Linked DNA regions of Homo sapiens: region 1 is linked to region 2. The links are chromatin contacts, found by Hi-C in ENCODE. All regions are on one chromosome and are shown on one strand. The core of a region is the stretch at or near the end of the contact, and the rest is flanking DNA. Distances in the headings are between cores, read along the strand shown. Region 1 overlaps AGBL1 (AGBL carboxypeptidase 1). Region 2 holds the start of AGBL1 (AGBL carboxypeptidase 1).

Region 1 (6,678 bases), core at 3,583-6,082, 100 kb before region 2:
TCTTTTCTATGGCCAGCAACAGTATATCAAGATGTACCATCTTGTAGGCACATGTCTAAGAAGCTATCACTTCCCATTTTTATAAAGTCAAACATGTTGTTAATTGCTTCTGCATGTTCTGAGGAAACTTCAAAGTGACCAGGAACTTTTATTATGAAAGCCTCGATCCACAAGTAAGCAAATCACACCCCTTTTCAGCACTGTTGTGTTCAAGATGTGCAGGACATTTAGCAGGTAATATCTTTTTATTTCCTTTAGCAGAAAGTTTATAGCCTGAATAGAATTTGTTAAAATCTATATTAGTTACGTCTGCCAAGTCTGTAGATAGATGAGCAAAGTCTAATATGAATTTGGACAAGATTATCAACAGTCTTTTTTTTTATGTTTTCTATAGCTCCATTAAAATCTTTACAGAAATAAAGAAGATGATTTCAAACTCATTTTTTCACATCTAAGAGCTGGGGGAAACTTTTTATTCCTAACACATTACTCAGTACTAAAGAAAGCATGATCATTAACAAGAACTGACAGGATCAGCTCCATAGTGTGGGGGGCCAACAGATCAGTTACTAAAATTTCCCCTTTTTGTCAACCATACAGTATTTTAATTACAACCTCTGAATCAGGAAATGTAACTTCCTCAGTTTCACAGAAGATTCACAGAAACAATATGATAACTGTGTACACATTCATGCCATGTGCCCAAGCTAATTCAGTAGCTACTATTAAGCATTGGTATCATTTGAGAGACGAAAAAACTTTAAATTATCTTAGAAGTACTTGTATCTTTTCCTAATCTGGGCCTTTCTGTACTGTATCTATTAGAAATGCCTTGAAGAAATGCATGTGGATGATGCTTTGCTTAATTTCCAACCCTGAATGCCTGAGGTTGCAGGGAAATAAAGCAACGTAAAAGGAAGCAGCGTTTTGAGCAAGCCTTAGGGAAGATGTTGACTTCAAATGTCAATACAGATAGCTATATTTGCCAACCAAAGGACAGGATTTGCTACACCTTGGGATAGTGCATTGGTTGAGCAGTGAAAGTCATAGTCACATGTGACCTGTATATCATCTGGACAGTTTAGAGAAGGCCTCTTGAGGGATGAAGGATAGTATTCATTATTAAAACTTGTTAAATTCAATCCATTGTTCTGGGCCCTGATATGCATCATACCACTTCAATCTCACCACAGCTCCATAGGACAAGCACTATTATACCTGTTTTTAAGGTGTAAAAATTGAGGCTCAGCAGCATTAAGAAAGTTGCTTAGGGTCAATGAAAGAGAGGGAGCCCACTCTTGAACCCAAATCCATGGCTTCTGACCTAATGTTATTTTCAATAGTTTGAGGGGCTTTCAATACATCTTCTTTCAAGTCCTGGAATCCCAGAGAAGGTGATGAGGCAGAGAAGTTTCAAGTCAGAACTCTGAAGTTTTAACTATAGCTTCCAACAAGGCGGCTCTTATCTGTGTTGTATTTTGGAATTTCATTAGAATTCATTTGAAAAAGGAAGCAGGGATCTTCCGCTTTAAAAAACCTCGTAAAGAAATCAGCCTGTAACAATGTAAAGCAATGTCTTTCCTTCTCCCATATCCTTTTTTAATTGCTGATACTATGTACAATCTTGTTAACTGATTTGTGGATGGGGGTGTGTGTTGGTTTTCATTCCAATGTGTGCGTTTGCAGCATAGTTTGGATGTTTTTGCTTAAACACAAAAACGAAGAAGCAGTTACAAATGCTTTAACTTTGTTTGCTATAACGTTAGTATAAATAATAGACTAATGTCCTCAAATTATTAATGGAAATAAGCATAGCCTGGGGCTGGATGACTTGAAAAACCAGTGTGTGTTGTATAATGAAGAGAGTGTGGAATTTAGAGTCACATTTTGTCTTGAACTTCATTTCTGGTATGACCTTGTGCATGTTACCAAATTTCTCTCAGGCTCTGTTTCCTCATTTGTAAAACAGCAGCATAAAAGCCAACTTCACAGTGATGTGAAAATTAAATAAGAGAATGTACATAAAAAGAGCTGACACATTTGGGGTTGCTAACTGATGCTCCATTTTTATTGATATCGATGGATCAAATTCTTGAAAGTAATGATACCCTCTGTGAGATTTACCAACAAGAGGCCTTTGTGGCAGCCAGAGGGCTCCGTGTCAGCCTGGCTCTCGAGAATAAAACAGCACTCCCATAGCAAGCATTTTGACAGGCCTGCAGCAGGTTTGCCCTCACGTTTAACACTACACTTGAAATGGTGGCTTGAAAGGCCTGGAGCATCCATAGCACAAAAGAACAAACAATCTTTACACTGACATTGATTTCTCCATTGTTCACGTTTACTGATCAGGACGTGAGGTCCAGAGACTTGTGTTGGAATGCATAACATTTTCTCTTTTTGATTTCTTCAACTTTTATTTTAAGTTCCGGGATACATGTGCAAGATATGCAGGTTTGTTACACAGGTAAACCTGTGCTGCACAGATCAACCCATCACCTAGGTATTAAGTCCAGCATACATTAGCTATTTATCCTGATACCCTCCCTCCCCATGCCCCGCCCCCTGCAAGTCCCAGCGCCTGTTGTTCCCCGCAATGTGTCCATGTGTTCTCATCATTCAGCTCTCACTTAAAAGTAAGAACAGAACGCGTGATATTTTCAAACCCATTTTGGGGGACAGCAAATACACCTTCTCCCAAAGATTTGAATGAATTCAATTGTTCAAGTTTTGGACACCCATAAACCAGATCTAGTGATGAAATCCCACCCTATAGGAACTACTTAAAAGGTAATTTTCAAAAACAAAAGCTGAACTTGAGAGAGAAAAAAAATTTTTATTTTAGAATCCCCTTTTTAAGAAACTGGAAACGATTTTTTTAAATTATACTCTAAGTTCCAGGGTACATGTGCACAACGTGCAGGTTAGTTACATATGTATACATGTGCCATGTTGGTGTGCTGCACCCATTAACTCGTCATTTACATTAGGTATATCTCCTAATGCTATCCCTCCCCCAGCCCCCCACCCCACGACAGGCCCCAGTGTGTGATGTTCCCCTTCGTGTGTCCAAGTGTTCTCATTGTTCAATTCCCACCTATGAGCGGGAACATGCAGTGTTTGGTTTTTTGTCCTTGAGATAGTTTGCTGAGAATGATGGTTTCCAGCTTCATCCATGTCCTTACAAAGGACATGAAGTCATCCTTTTTTATGGCTGCATAGTATTCCGTGGTATATATGTCCCACGTTTTCTTAATCCAGTCTATCATTGATGGACATTTGGGTTGGTTCCAAGTCTTTGCTATTGTGAATAGTGCCGCAATAAACATACGTGTGCATGTGTCTTTATAGCAGCATGATTTATAATCCTTTGGGTATATATCCAGTAATGGGATGGCTGGGTCAAATGGTATTTCTAGTTCTAGATCCTTGAGGAATCACCACACTATCTTCCACAATGGTTGAACTAGTTTACAGTGCCACCAACAGTGTAAGAGTGTTCTTATTTTGCCACATCCTCTCCAGCACCTGTTGTTCCCTGACTTTTTAATGATCGCCATTCTAACTGGTGTGAGATGGTATCTCATTGTGGTTTTGATTTGTATTTCTCTGATGGCCAGTGATGATGAGCATTTTTTCATGTGTCTGTTGGCTGCATAAATGTCTTCTTTTGAGAAGTGTCTGTTCATATCCTTCGCCCACTTTTTGATGGGGTTGTTTTTTTCTTGTAAATTTGTTTGAGTTCTTTGTGATGGTGGATATTAGCCCTTTCAGATGAGTAGACTGCAAACATTTTCTCCCATTCTGTAGGTTGCCTGTTCACTCTGATGGTAGTTTCTTTTGCTGTGCAGAAGCTCTTTAATTAGATCCCATTTGTCAATTTTGGCTGTAGCCTTGTAGTATAGTTTCAAGTCAGGTAGCTTGATGCCTCCAGTTCTGTTCTTTTGGCTTAGGATTGTCTTGGCAATGCGGGCTCTTTTTTGGTTCCATATGAACTTTAAAGTAGTTTTTTCCAATTCTGTGAAGAAAGTCATTGGTAGCTTGATGAGGATGGCATTGAATCTATAAATTACCTTGGGCAGTATGGCCATTTTCAAGGTTAGAGAAAAAGGAGTAAAAGAAATGAACAAAGCCTCCAAGAAATATGGGACTATGTGAAAAGACCAAATCTACGTTTGATTTGTGTACCTGAAAGTGACGGGGAGAATGGAACCAAGTTGGAAAACACTCTGCAGGATGTTATCCAGGAGAACTTCCCCAACCTAGCCAGGCAGGCCAACATTCAAATTCAGGAAATGATTTTAAGACTCCATTTTTAAGCTGTTTGCCCTCTTGAGACAAAAAAAAAAAAAAAGAAAGAAAAAAGAAATAAGGAATAGATCGTGTATAAAAGTCCATGGAAAATCAAAAGCCTTTTAACAATTGCCCTCCAATATACACTCTTATACTTCTGCTTTAACAGACAGAATTACTATGGACCTTATGACTAATTACTCAATGAACTCATTTCAGCCTTCACTGCAACCCTAATGAGAAAAAGACTACTACTAGGATGCTACTTGGAATGAACATTTGTCTCCACTACAAACAAAATTTAAGAAGTCAATATTTGGGTTCTCCCAACAATGGAGAGAAAAATCAGCAAATTAAATTTTTTAAAAGCAATTTTCTTTGCATTTCTTGGAAATCACATCTCTATCAATAAGACATTATAACACTTTATCTCTTTCTGTCTTAAGGAATGTGTACACCAGCTTGTGGCTGTGGCAAACTGGAGCTGTAACACCCACGGCTACCAAGAGATGACAGGCAGGCACGAGTGTGCTGAGGATTAGTGGGTGGCTGCCATCTGGATCTGACTCATGTTTCTCTGCCTCATTGACTCTTGATCTTGTTTCAGAATGATCATTTTCCACGTTCCCTCTTACCCTTTTATATTTTAGTTCTGTAGTTTAATTATTTAATTTCGTAACGGCATCATCTGATTGAGGGACTTTGGTATTAGCTCTGAAAAGCATTTTTGGGGGATTCATTTGGCCTGAAACACCACATAAAATGTGATTTTATTATGTGTGATGAGGATTACTATGATTAGGGTGGACCATTTTCAAAAACAAATTAGTTCAAGGAAACAGAGGTCTGAGGCTGGCTCTTTCCTCTTTAGAGCCCTTGGGCTCCAGTAAAACTGTCCACTGCTCATGTTTTATTTATTTATTCTAGTCATTTAGTCATTTCTGTTTTTAAATTTGAGGAAAAAACTCATCATGCTACAGCATGGTGTGGTGAAAATACATATGCATAGGACATCAGGAGACCTGGAGTCTTCTCTGAGCTTTTCTACCCACTATTTACTTGTGTAAATTATAGGAAATCATCTATTTTGGACTCATTATCCCTGTTTATAAAGTGAGGGTATTGGATTGAATACCTTTTACTTTTTCATTTGCATAAGGCATTTAAAGATTCTATGGAATTAAAAAACTTACTGATATGTCATAGAGTCAAAAATTGTGTTATTTACCCTTTAGAAAGTCTCATAAAAATATTCAAACTGCAAAAATTTTAGCAGTTCTGAGAAACAGGAATGGAATATGCCAAAGTAAAATATTTAGAACTCTCTGATAGCCAGAGATCGGACAGAGGCACCAGTAAACACTGGAGAAATCCCCTATCCCAGAGAAACAAGAACTCAAGGTCAAAACCACGTAAGAATCTTTTGGATAAGCATGAGTTTGATTACCTTCCTCCTTAGTAAACCTGCATATGAGAACTTCTCAAAGTTTGCTCTTAATCACACACACACATGAGAATTAGCCATAATGGGGAGCATCATATTAGTGATACTGAAATAAAATAACAACATCTCTTGCTATGGGTATAGACCTGTTCCACTACACTACTTCTCCAAGGAAACTGTAAACTGCAAACGCCACATGTAAACTGCTAAAATTGTACTACTAGGGTTTCCTTTTGCTTCTTTTATTCTGATCTTAGAGATCCTCCTATAAAATATTTGAGGAGAGATCTATATCAAACTCCAGCATAATCCAATGTGACTTATTAAATAAAACTAATACTGAGAGAACAGCTCTGCTTCTGCAATGCTGAAATAGCAAAGAAAACTATTCTTTAGTTCAAAAAAAGGAGGTAATCAATTTCCTGAATATTCAAGGGGTAACTTCTTGTGAAAGAGAGTAAATGTAATTTAGAAAAAGGAAATTAATTTGGAAGTACTTGATTTGCATTCTCGAGAATATTCTAGGGGCCATTTGGGTCTATAACACTAGACCAAAGCTGTCATGAGACCATAAATCTAAGAATATAAAGAACTGAATATAGAGAGAGAGAGAAATATATAGTTAGATACTTTGTGGGAGACAGTAAACAGCAGATAGGATGTAGCAGAAAATTGAATTATTCAGGTTGTAAACAAACACAAGGAATTTCCCTAGCATGCAAAAAACCTAAGATGACAAAGGGAGAGAAGAGAAAGGGAAGAAGAGAGGAAGGGAGGAAGAGGAGCAGAGAGAAAAAAAGGAAACAAGGGAGAACAAAAGTGGACAAGATATAGAGGCAAGACCTTGAATTGGTTTATGCCTTTCTCTCCCATTACCACTCGTCTCAAATGTTACCTTATATTAATATCCAACCAATTATTTGTCCCACCGAAACCAGTCC
Region 2 (6,665 bases), core at 4,120-6,619:
AATTAGACCCATTTTCCAAGGCCTTCCCTGAATCTCTAATCAGGAGAGGTTTCTTCCCCCAACTTCCATAAAATTTTCTTTTGATGTTTACCTTTACCATGGCATTCATCACATGCAAACTTGCTTTATGAATAATTTTCTTTCTTCCTCCTAGCTCCTATACCACATTTTCATGAAGGCAGTGACTGTATTTCATTACAATAAGTGCTCCTACTTATTGGGCATGTACCAATATGCTTACCACTTCTTATAAATTTTCTCTAAACTTATAAAAAATCAATAAGTAGGGGTTATAATTCTCATTTTTACACATCTCTTCCAGCACATAGAAAGCTATGGCTAGGCGAATGAATGGATAGGTGGATGGGTGGATGAACAGGTAAATGGGATGGATGGATGGATGGATAAATGAATGGGTGGATGAGTGAATATACAGATGGATAGATGGATATTGAAAACATCCAGTTGACCCAAATCCAAAATATTACCTTCCTTCATCAGGAGTTCCTTACCCCCACACCAAATCAGGAAGTGGGAGATGATATCAGTTATAAATAAGCCTTCCTCTACTGTAGAAAATTCATATTGCCCCAACCTTCAGGTTTAGTCAGATGAAGGTAATATCCTCAAAATAAAGAATAAGTGAATATTCCATAGGTTTCTTAAGCAATGCAAACCAGTGAAAAGGCTTTAGGGGAACAAAACCTGCCTCACATCTCTTATCTCAGGGTTTACTAAGTTTCTGTCCTTAAGCCTTGAGCAGCTTATCCTTTCCTTAACCATCAGTGTCCTCATCTGTAAGACAGGAGAATAACCACATCTTCCTCACAGGTGGCAGAGAGAGGAAAGTTAAGTAGTGGAGGTAAAAGCCTGGCACAAGTGGACCCTTAATAATTGTTCATTTTCTCCAATCTCTAATTCCAAGAAATGTAAGAAGCTGTGAAAGTAATGAGGTCTTAAAAAACAAAACACCAAATAAAGAGTTCTCCCCACTTAAAGCTCAGCATACGCCTACACACTGTCATCATCCCTTCTCTACCCAGGTTGATTGTCACAAAGCCATTCCTAAGGCACTGACAGATGTAATTTCTTGCCAATTTTGTCTCTTGTCCACTTGGCCCTCATCCTTATAGGGTTTCCTCTTTCTTTGCTTCTACTAATGCTTGAAATTAAGACAGTTTTCAGTTTGTTTCTATGTTTGAGTTGTGGTTGAAGCAGGTATCTCCAACAAACCCAGAAAGCCTCAAACTTCCTAGGGAACCTTGGAAAGTCTACACAGTGTTTGCTATCTAAAGGAAAATTCTTCCCTTGATTGTCCAAATCCTTCTGTTTAAGTCCAAGGGAAAAGCTCAGCGTCTGTTCCACCTGACCCTATGGATACAATAGTTGGATGTTCCCATGTCCTCTACAGAGAGTTCTACAAGGGAAAATTTCAAACACATGTTTTGGAAGCAGAAGTCCCAAGTGCTATGAATGAAACATATCAGTCATCATTTTTCTACCCTTCCTCTATTTGTAGCCCAGAAGCTAAAAATCACCTGCCATCTTGGAAATAATCCCTGGAGGATCAAGTCCAAGGGGGAGAAGTGGACTGGTCACCCCAGCCGAGGTTATCTAAGTTCCATGGCTTACTCCAGACAGGAAGCCCCACATCCTGCAGCCTCATTCATAATCCATAATAGATGGTGTTCTTGGATCCCAAGTTGAGAAAAGAAGTTAACTATGCACATTTTGGCAAAGATGCAGACCAGGGTTTGATCTAAGCAGCTATCACATAAAATAATAAAGTACAAATGGAAATGGCAAAAATGTGCCCATATCACAGTGCAGAGTGTGCCAAAGCTGACCGAAAAATTATGCATTTTTCATGTTTCAATAAACGTACTTAACTGGCATTTTGTGGGACACTGCTGGGTGACAGCCCACGGCATCAGAGCTGGCAAGGAGCCCACATCCTGCAACGCTGGCAGTTCCCCATCTTCTCCATTAGCTCAAACCACATGGAGAGACGAGAGCAGGACAAATGAGACACCTCTTTTTTTTTTCCAAGTATATTGGAGTCCACCCAGGAAAAAAGCCAGGCAGGTTGACAAAAAGTGTAGGCAAGTGTTCCCAGCCTCTCCACTGCATACTCAACGAGGGAAATCATAAAACCACAGTCATTCAAACAGCCATTTAGAGTTTACAAGCGCTTTTCAGATGTATTCTCTTAATCCTCACAGAAATGCTAAGGAACGTATTTTTAAGGCCCTTGTTTTACAGATTACATAAATGGAGGCTCAGAGAGGTCGAGGGACTTTCATAAGGATAAACAGCCGAGTAAGTGCCAGACAAGGGGCTGGATCCAGTCCTTTCTGCCTCTCGCACCTGTGCTGTGGGCTGCCTGCCTCCTGCTTCACCCAGACCCACATCAGTCAGTCTGATTTTCTGCCTCACACCCACGCTGTAAAGGCCAGGAAGTTGGAACATGTCTGGGTAGAAATCTGATTCTCAGACCTTCGGGACAGAGATAAAGAAGCTGTTTTCAAGTTGTGGTAGGGAAAACCACTTACCCCTTCCTCATGTGTGCAGGAAAAAGTTAACACACAGAAAACTGATGTTTCTTAGTGGCCCGGTTTATTTTATGCCCCTAAAGAGTCAGAAATGGTGATATGCTTAAGTAGGAGGACATCCACAAACATAGCACAGGGATATTCTGTTATGCTTGTGTTTGCCTTTTCTGTCCCTCCAATCTCTTTCTTCCTTCCCTTGGCAACCTTTTGGGGCACTCCTAAAAGACATGGGAACTGAGACCTAAGCTCACATTTGGTTCAAACTTATTCACTGCTTTCCCCAAAGGTTTGAGAAGCAATTCAAAGCCTTCTGTCTGTCACCTTGTGCACAAGAAGAGACAGACTGGTTTGAATTGGTAAGATCTTTGGGATCCCCAACTGAGACAGGTTCAGCTAACCCTTTCTCAGAAACAATGTGAGCTCACCTAGTTTAAGTCCATGGGGAGCAGGGATGGGGACAGGACATCAAATCCATCATGAAAGATTATTCCACAGAATATATGTTCTGGGTTCTCTTTTTTAAAAAGCGTTTCAGAGTTCTGACTTCTACCGTAGAGACAGAAACAGGGCTTAGGGAAGCACTTGGTGCAGGCCAGGCCAGGAACCCAGGTCAATTCTAAACCAAACTCTGATCAACTGAGGAGTAAACAGGAAGCGTGCTCCTGTTATCATAATGTTCTGCTTAATTGGGAACTAAGTAGAGTCTAGTGAACATAATTAAATCTTTCTTTGATAATTGGGAATCTAGCAGTGCCCCGGGGTGATCATGCTAAACATCAATTATCAATTCTCACTGGTGGGAATGCAGGCAATTGAGTTCAACCTGAAGTGACTTTGAGGCCGACTACAGGACATTCATTTTTACTGAACCCCTATTACCAACTTATTACTTTCCCTCTTTCCTAGACAGCTAGTGCAAGGAAAATTCTGTCCATGAGATATTTTCAGTTGTTTGAATCAGTTAATCAAGATCTCCATGCAACTATTCAGAAATTAGAAGAGGTCTCAGAATGTCAGCTTATTGTACCTGGTTATTAAATCAAATAAATCTAGCCAGATACAAATAAATCCTTGGATTTATTTTGCAAATTTCTTTTGAGGTCCACTCCTGCCTCCAGTACCCCTGGTCAGATACATTCTCACCTTGCATGAATCAGATAGAATGAGTCAAAGGACGCCAAGTCAACTGAATATTGAAGGCCCAGTTCTCCTACTATGTAGCCATTTGACATCAAGGAGCCTATTTCACTTCTGAGATTCCGTTTCCTTATCTGCACACCTGAAGGTTGCACTTATTGGTTCTTAAACTTTCAGGAATACAAATCTTCTTAAGAATCAGAGAAAAATGGCCAGGTACAGTGGCTCACGCCTGTAATCCCAGCATTTTGGGAGGCCGAGGTGGATTACCTGAGGTCAGGAGTTTGAGACCAGTCTGGCCGACATGGTGAAACCCCATCTCTACTAAAAATACAAAAAATTAGCCAGGCATGGTGGCAGGAGCCTATAATCCCACCTACTTGGGAGGCAGAGGCAGGAGAATTGCTTGAACCTGGGAGGCAAAAGTTGTAGTGAGTCGAGATCACACCATTGCACTCCAGCCTGGGCGACAGAGTGAGACGCTGTCTCAACAAAATAAAAACAAAAACAATCAGAGGAAAATTAAGAACATTTTTCCCAACAGGGAAAAAGGAAAATACGTACAAAATGTTTATATTCTAAACAGGGGAATGGGGTCATGGACCCCCCCCCGCCCCCACAAGCCCATCATCTTGTGACCCCTTCCAGGAACTTCCAGCTTAAACTCCTGGGGTAGAAGACCCCTTGGGCCTTTTTGAACACTGGCATCCTCTGAATCCAGCTAACTACAAGCATAGAGAGTAGTGGTTCTCAGCCTTAAATCTACATGGAGACCCCGGGGGAGTTTTCAAACTCTAACGCTCGGATTGATCCCTAGATCAGTTAAATCCATGTCTTTGGGGGTGGGTCCCAAGCATGAGTATTTTTTGACCCTCTCCAGGTGATTCTAATGTGCAGACAAGTTTGCAAACCACTGCTGTAGAACAAGAATTCTCAAAATTAGGAATGAATAGCATCCCCCAGGGAGAAGGCAGTTTCCCAGGCTACTGCCCTACATGATTCAAACACCTTCTAGTCAGATCCTGCCTGGGAAAATGCACTGATAGTCGGCATCCCAGGCCATTCTGATGTAACTACAATGTGGGAGCCCAGTAAGATAGCCATTTAGCAGGAGATACCCAGAAGGGTCCTCTCCTCACCTACCCTGTCCTCCCAGACAGCTCTGCATGCTCTCAGCAGGTCTCCAGCCTTATTCAGGAGGAGCCTCAACAGGTCCCCTTCATTTGCCAAACAGGCTTTTTCTCCACCTTTCCCATTTCTAGAAAACTCGGATCTTTTACCCAGAGCCTCTGATCCCACGAGGATCAATAATTTAAGCAGAACAATCATCAACATCGTCGTGTTTAATATTTGAATTCCATAGCATCACTTAGGTCAGCTTCAAGGTGAGAGCCGACTCCTGTTCTCTTGCTGTTAACAAACTGGGCCAGTGACTGCCAGAGGGGACTGTGTGCATAGCTCCCAGGCAGGCCAGCCCAGGCAAACACCCAGCCCGCCGGGTTCTGCACCCACTCTACCCTTTCCTACCTGAAGCGTGTGCAGCAGGACCTGTAGCCCACTAGCTTCTTGTTCGGCCATCCTTTTCTCGGGTCCTAGGGAACCGCTGCCTGCGGCCAGATCCAGGCTGGAGAGGCAGCGGCTGCCAAGCTGACCTCGCTGCCCGCCTCGCAGGAGACGACTGCCCGGAGGCCTCAGCTGCACATGCTGCTGAGTGTGAAGTCAGCGCGGTGCAACCCTAGACCTCGGCACAGGCGTGAATACCCACCGACTCCCACTGTGGGGATTAGGTGAGCCCCTGCTGTGGGGAGGGCTGAGCATTTGGGTGCAGGGGTGGGGAGGGCACCAGCATGAGTCACTCACCCACCTCCAGGCCCATGCAGGAGCAGAGCAAAGGAGAAGCCACCCTGGATGGCTGACAGGCATTCCCAGCTGACCTGGTCAGACTCCCTCTAGAGGCTCGCTCAGCCCGCCCCGCTACCCCACCCCACCTCTTTATTTTGGTCTGTTGCCGGCTCCCGGGTAACAGGAGACCCAAGAGTGCTTGCACAACTGTGGCAGTTCAGGGCATAGAAACCCAGGGCCCCCTGAGGTCCCAGGCTTAGAAACAGGAGCTCTGGCTGAAAAGGAAAATAAGTATTCTGGACATTTTTTATGGACCACGTCCCTTACGTAATCTTTTAATTTTTACAGTAACCTAATAGAGGTGGGTACTATTATGACTACCCTATCCCTGTTTTACAAATAAGAAAACTAAGGCACTGAAATGTTAAGCCACAAGAACACAGAGCTTAGAATTGCATGCCAGGCCTCAAACAGGCAAGCTGGCACCAGAACACAAGCACTACCCATTGCACCATCCTGCCTCTTGCTGCAGCAAACACTTCAAAGTAATGGAGGTCTGAGAGCCATGTCCTCAGCCTCAGGGACAGCAGATGCCCGGGACAAGTTTCCTTCAGACCAATGTAGAATCCATGATCACTTTCTATGTTTTCTGCTAGGGATGTGTGAGCAGAGTCTTAGCGACTAGCTTCTCCTCCTCCCCATATCAACACCCTTCAATGCTGACTTCTCAAAGTATGGTGCTAGGGCGTCACCTGGAAGCTTGTTACGCCTCTCCCCAGAACTACTGTGTCCGAAACTGCATTTAAACCAGATCCTCGGGGGATTTAGAGCTGGTTAACAAAATGACCAGAGGATTAAAGTTTGGAAATCTCCAATTTCGACTATATTGATTACATTGCCTGCGTGTTCAACAACTCTGACAATATTTGACCCAATAAACGAGTGCCCAGCAAGGTCAAAGCACAACTTTACTGTGTTGAAAGCTCGCTTTATTGCATGAAATTGGAGCGCTGAGCTCAGTGGAGATTCTGACTGAGAGCACGGTCAGGTATTATAGAAGAGTCTCAGTGACTGGGGGAGTGGGCTGCCAGCCAACACCCCCGTGCGGAGTTTAGGGAGATTCTGTGAGCATCA

Evidence for each region. Hi-C counts contacts between places; a loop is a spot of excess contacts on that map. Pooled maps may share reads with other maps.
Region 1: a loop to region 2 is called in a map of gastrocnemius medialis, with 2.8 times the contacts of the local background. The contact joins the enhancer-like site here to the promoter of AGBL1 in region 2. A Hi-C loop is called at or near these places in 1 of 168 maps with a recorded cell type or tissue (gastrocnemius medialis) and 1 of 50 pooled maps.

What each region holds. Positions count from the first base shown.
Region 1 is chr15:86,182,110-86,188,787 of GRCh38, reverse strand. The region is part of intron 5 of AGBL1 (AGBL carboxypeptidase 1); the gene reads right to left. Among named protein-coding and RNA genes, the nearest start is that of LINC01584, 69 kb to the right of the region's middle. Within about 2 kb of position 4,832, at least 2 of the 41 ENCODE cell types and tissues checked have a DNase peak (open chromatin) inside an H3K27ac peak, as active enhancers do; they include gastrocnemius medialis, where a contact is called at or near this core.
Region 2 is chr15:86,078,575-86,085,239 of GRCh38, reverse strand. It overlaps AGBL1 (AGBL carboxypeptidase 1), which reads right to left and starts at 5,369. Exons shown (of 23, transcript NM_001386094.1): 1 at 5,217-5,369. The coding sequence starts at 5,267. LINC01584 (long intergenic non-protein coding RNA 1584) reads left to right here. Exons shown (of 6, transcript NR_120368.1): 6 at 1,520-1,895.